2 separate regions of the Homo sapiens genome follow, and region 1 is linked to region 2. Evidence: chromatin loops called from intact Hi-C (ENCODE). Cell type or tissue: gastrocnemius medialis. All regions are shown on one strand. Links, peaks and the distances in the headings refer to the core of each region. The heading gives the core; the rest is flanking DNA.

Region 1 (2,916 bases), core at 230-2,729, 140 kb after region 2:
AACAAATCTTAAAATATATAAAGTGGTTCAAAAAATGTTTATTGTTATTATTTTAATAGAGGCCTATACATGGAGCATTTATTTGGGAAAGTTTTAAATGAATGTTTTCCCCTGTTTTGGTTGTTATCAATCTACACTTTACCAATTTTCAATAATGATCATGCCTAATTAATTCAAATTAAAAGGTGTGTAATACAAAAAAAAAAAAAAAACTGCAACCAACCCTCGAATCAGCTCAATCTCTCACTGAATTATGGTTATCTGTCACCACTGTATCTGCCTATCAGTGATTAGGGAGAGCTCTCTCTGGAGAAAAATGTCACCTAGAGCATCAACAATTTTCATACACAGTATCCAGCATTCACTTGAACGTTACCAAGCATACAAGGAAACAGAAACGAGAAAAAAGAGACAACATATCCACATATCCACAGTGACCCAGTTACTAGTTACTGAAGATGATCTTTAAAATAGCTGTAATTCGGCCGGGCGCAGTGGCTCACGCCTGTAATCCCAGCACTTTGGGAGGCCGAGGCTGAGGTCAGGAGTTCGAGACCAGCCTAGCCAACATGGTGAAATCCCGTCTCTAAAAATACAAAAATTAGCTGGGCGTGGTGGGGCGTGCCTGTAATCCCAGCTACTTGGGAGGCTGAGGCAGGAGAATCACTTGAACCTAGGAAGCAGAGGTTGCAGTGAGCCTAGGGTGTGGTGGGGCGTGCCTGTAATCCCAGCTACTTGGGAGGCTGAGGCAGGAGAATCACTTGAACCTAGGAAGCAGAGATTGCACCATTGCACTCCAGCCTGGGCGACAAATTGCGACTGTATCAAAAAAAAAAAAAAAAAAAGAGGTAACTCTTGGAAAGGAGAAAATATCTGCAGCACATGAATCTAAAAAAAGACTCATCAAAATCTACAAAGAACTCCTATAATTTAATGAAACAAAAATCTCCACAGAAAAATTTGCAAAATAACCCTTAAATACTTCACGAGATAGCCGAATGTCATAAACATACAAAAAAGAGTTAACCACCAAAAAAGAGCTAAAATATCAGAGAAATGCAAACAAAACCCACAATGCATACCACTTCATACCCACTAGAGAGGCTAAAAATGATACCAAGTGTTGTTGAGAATATGCACTGGTCTGAACTCTAATACACTGCTAATGGAAATATTTTACCACTTTGGAAAACAGTTTGGCACATCTACTAAAATGGAATCTATGCACAGACTGACACAGTCATTCTGCTACTAAATATATACCCAGCAGGACAATGTGGCTCACGTCTATAATCAGCCCAGGCTGGTCTTGAACTCCTGAGCTCAAAGTGATCCTCTCACCTTGGCTTCCTAAAGTGTTGGGATTACAGGCATGAGCCACCACATCTGGCCACTTTTCTTTATGTATATTATACATCAATAAAAGTAAAGAATAAAAAGGGAGAAGAGTCTGAAAAGAACAATTATCACAAAATTAAGGAACGTACTCAACTCTTAAAGATTTGAGAAGGCGTTTCTAAGGTACTAGCAATGTTCCATTTTGCAATCTGCACAGTGATGACAAGTATTTAACTTATTCTGTAAACAGTACCTTTTTTTTTTTTTTTTTTGAGACAGAGTCTTGCTCTGTCGCCCAGGATAGAGCACAGTGGCGCGATCTCAGCTCACGGCAGCCTCTGCCTCCTGGGGTGACGTGATTCTCATGCCTCAGCCTCTGGAGTAGCTAGGATTACAGGCAGGCGCCACCACGCCCAGCTAATTTTTGTATTTTTAGTAGAGACAAGATTTTGCCATGTTGGCCAGGCTGGTCTTGAACTCCTGACCTCAAGTGATCTGCCCGCCTTGGCCTTCCAAAGTGCTAGGATTACAGGCATGAGCCACTGTGCCCAGCCACAAACAGTACTTATATCTTACCTATGTTTAAATGGATATTCAAAATAAGATTAAAAGAGGTAAGAAAATACAATACTCTAGTAAATGTAAAAATAAGTGAGAAGAATAAATGCCAAGAGAAATATAATTACCAAGAAGAAATTCAAAGTAGGAACAGTCGTATAACCATTTTTAAAATAATTTTGAATCAGCTTAACATGTTTTCAACAAAAAACCAAACACATACCAAAACCAAAAAACCACCCAGGTCCAGACTTGTACAGGCAAGTTCTACCAAACTTTGAAGGAATCATTCTAATTTTACAGAAATAAAAACAGAAGAATAGGAAAAGAAACACTTGCCAATTCATTTTGTAAGGGTAGTCTAATTTTCATACCAAACCACATGAGAAAAACCCTATTATTTATTAACAAGCCAAATCCAGCAATATATAATAATAATACATCATGACCAAGTTGGGTTTAATCCCAGGAATGCAAAATTGATTCAATATTAGAAAATCTATTAGGGTAACATGAAACTTAAAGAAAAAAAACAAGAAAATTTCTATACATGCAATTAAAAAGCATCTGTAGAAATTCAATCATTCAGGATTCTTTTTTTCTTTAAGTTTAAAAAAACTTGACAAAGAAAGCTTTATGAAGCCAGGTGCTGTGGCATGTGCCTGTAATCCCAGCCATTCAGGAGGGTAAAGTGGGATGATCACTTGAGCCCAGGAGTTTGAGACCAGTCTGAGCAACATAGCAAGACCCTGTTTCCGGGGAGGGGGTGGGTGGGAAGTAAGCCTTATGAAAAACCAGTAGCCCCTATCACTCAATAAAAGCTTTCCTTTTAACATCAGAACAAGTCAGGGATGCCCTCTGTATCACCACTGCTCTTCAACTTTGTAATGGAGAGTCCGGCCAGCACAGTTAAGACAAGATAAAATATATCTAAGTCATGAAAAGAAACAAAATATCATGATTTTCAGATGATATGTTTGTCCTTAAAAAATTTAAAGAGGGATTACTGGAATAAGAGTT
Region 2 (2,916 bases), core at 192-2,691:
ACAAAATTAGCTGGGTGTGGTCCCTGTGCCTGTGGTCCCAGCTACTTGGGATAGCTGAGGTGGGAGGATGGCTTGAGCCTGGGAAGTTGAGGCTCAAGTGAGCTGAGATCGTCCAACTGCACTCCAGCCTGAGCAACAGAGTGAAACCCTGTCTCTAAATAAATAAATAAAAACTTTTGTGCTTCAAAGGATACTATCAACAGAGGCAACCCAGAGAATGAGGGAAAATATTTTTAAATCATATACCTGATAAGGTGTTAATATCTAGAATACATATATTCTATATTCTCTCTATACATATTCTCTATATATCCATATTCTCTATATATCCTAGTTATTGGAATATGTAAAAAAAAAAAAAAAAAACAACTACAACTCAGCAAATCAAACAAACAGGTTAAAAAATGGATAAAGGGCCGGGTATGGGCCCGGCGTGGTGGCTCACGCCTGTAATCCCAGCATTATGGGAGGCCGAAGAAGGTGGATCACTAGGTCAGGAGATCGAGACCACCCTAGTCAACATGGCGAAACCCCGTCTCTACTAAAAATACAAAAAATTAGCCGGGCGTGGTGGCGGGTGCTTGTAGTCCCAGCTACTTGGGAGGCCGAGGCAGCAGAATTGCTTGAACCCAGGAGGCAGCGGTTGCAGTGAGCCGAGACCATATCACTGCACTCCAGCCTGGGCGACAGAGTGAGACTACATCTCAAAAAAAAAAAAAAAAGGAAAATGGATAAAGGACCTATGTATCTATATTCTCTATATATTCTAGTTGTTAGAATATGTTAAAAAAAACTCAGCAAAAAGAAACACAATCTGATTAAAAAATGGACAAAGGACCTATATATCTATATTCTATATAGTTATTAGAATATATTTAAGAAACTCCTACAACTCAACAAAACAACCCCAATCTGATTAAAAATGGACAAAGGACTTATATAAACATTTCTCCGAAGAAGATATACAGATGGCCCACAAGCACGTGAAAAGGTGCTCCATGTCACTGATCCTGAGGGAGGCAGACAAGGACCACGTTGAGACACCACCACACACCCTCTAGGACGGCTACTATCAACGCGCACACACGGAAAATAAGCGTTGGTGAGGATGTGGAGGAATTGGAGCCTTGTGCATTGAGGGTAAAAATGTAAAATGCTGGAGGCACTATGGGAAACAGTATGGTAATTCCTCAAAAAACGAAATATAGAATTACCATGGGCTCCAGCAATTCCACTGCTGGGTATAAATCCACGAGAACTGAAAACAGGGTCTCAAAGCCATGTCTGCACACCCATGCTCACAGCGACATTATCCACAACAGCCACGAGGGGGAAGCAACAGTGTGTCCCTCCACAAACGGGCATTCTCATGATCAAAATGTGGCGTCTGCATACAGTGGAATGTTATCCAGCCTTTAACAGGAGGGGGCTCCTGTCACAGCTACAGCATGGAGGAACCCTGAGGACACTATGCTCAGTGAAGTAAGCCAGTCACAAAGGACAAATATTGTATGAGGTACTTAGAGTAGTGGGACTCAGAGACAGAAAGAGCTGCCAGGGGCAGGGGAGTCCCCGCTTCATGGGTGCAGTGTTTCAGTTTTGCAACATGAAGAATTCTGGAGGTTGGAGGGTGGCGATGGCTGTACAAAAATGTGAATATATTTAATGTCACTGAACTGTACACTTAGAAATGGTTAAGATGGTAAGAGTTATGTGTACTGACTACAATTATTTTAAAGAAGAGTGTATCATTTTTACATTTCTAAGGTCTCATTAACAAAAGAAGGTTAAGTCCATGACTGATGCTGCCATCATCAGCAACAGGACGTGCGCCAAGTTTTCCTGGTGGCACCACCCCAGCCTGGCCTGTGACAAGGGGCCTGCAGAGAGTCAGGCACACCGGATTTTCTTTCAGGCCAAACAGAAGAGCAAGGGTTTCCCCAAATTCGAGAGCACGGGGCTGGGAAGAAGAGCCAAGCGCCAGCAGTGTCCTCACACCTGCTCCTCCTGAGATGCACCCCCCACCGCCCCCCACCCCATGTGACCTCTGCTCCGGCAGCAGCCTGTCCTGTGCCCTTCCATGGGATGACACCCAGGACGGCGTCTGCCCCCCACCTGCGCAGGCACGCCTGCATTAGAGGGTCACCTTCTCACATCTGGGACTGAAGATGTGTGTGGGCAGAACGCAGCGTTTGTAATCGTGTGAACGGAAGACACAAACGGCCGGTGGCGGCCACCCAGGATGGTACTGGGACCCGGTCACCACGGCGCTGCTGTGCCCTTCCTTGGTGCCCCGGCCTGAGATGCTGCCTAACTTGGACTTGGTGCTTCTTGGTCTTTGCTTGTCCTGATGGCTGTGCCCCGTGTGTGGCCCTGAGCCACACTGCTGCGTGTTCCGTGTTTTGAACTTGACACCGACGATGCTGTGAGACTTCTCTGCTGACGTGCAGCCAAGTCTGCCTCTGTCCCCATGTGCAGCTGGGCCCCCTTCACCTGGTGTCCCGTCAGATACACTGCATGCAGCCACTGACGGGGTGTGGATGTGTATCGGCTCCCAGGCTGGCTACTAAATGGTGCTGCTGTCGCTGTCACCTCTCCTGAGCCGCACAGGCAGGTGTTTCGTTGGAACAATCCCAGGAGCAGATGCCCGTGCACACAGCAGCACCTCCCAAGTGCCGGTGACAAGGTCATCCTGCCAGCAGCGAACATGAGTCCCTGCTGATCTTTATCCCGCCAACTTGATATGGTCAAATTTTAACACTTCTGCTGCCTGGCAGGTATAAGGCAGCAGCATCTCATTGTGGCTTTAATTTGCTTCAACCTGACCATACAGGTGGGCACCTTTTATGATTCCTCCTTTTCAAATCTTTGTCACATTTTCTATTAGCTGCTGGTCCTTTCCTTACTGATTCGTAG

The links. A loop is a pair of places that touch in the nucleus more often than their neighbours do. Peaks named below come from ENCODE experiments on the same cell type or tissue, not always from the same donor. Only the 100,000 strongest peaks of a DNase experiment are listed, where the experiment ranks them.
Region 1: a loop joins it to region 2, with 5 times the contacts of the local background. A loop is called at or near these places in 12 of 110 quality-filtered maps.

What each region holds. Positions count from the first base shown.
Region 1 is chr22:21,848,493-21,851,408 of GRCh38, forward strand. The region is part of intron 1 of MAPK1 (mitogen-activated protein kinase 1); the gene reads right to left. Among named protein-coding and RNA genes, the nearest start is that of MAPK1, 18 kb to the right of the region's middle. In gastrocnemius medialis, for the core only: no CTCF peak of the experiment used is centred there; a DNase peak (open chromatin) is centred at 1,763; H3K27ac peaks cover 2,500 bases.
Region 2 is chr22:21,712,020-21,714,935 of GRCh38, forward strand. All of the region lies in intron 1 of YPEL1 (yippee like 1), which reads right to left. Among named protein-coding and RNA genes, the nearest start is that of YPEL1, 22 kb to the right of the region's middle. RefSeq lists an enhancer at 1,592-1,641 and a silencer at 1,850-2,008. In gastrocnemius medialis, for the core only: a CTCF peak has its summit at 1,325 (motif pointing right); DNase peaks (open chromatin) are centred at 1,037, 1,326 and 2,632; H3K4me3 peaks cover 224 bases; H3K27ac peaks cover 1,771 bases.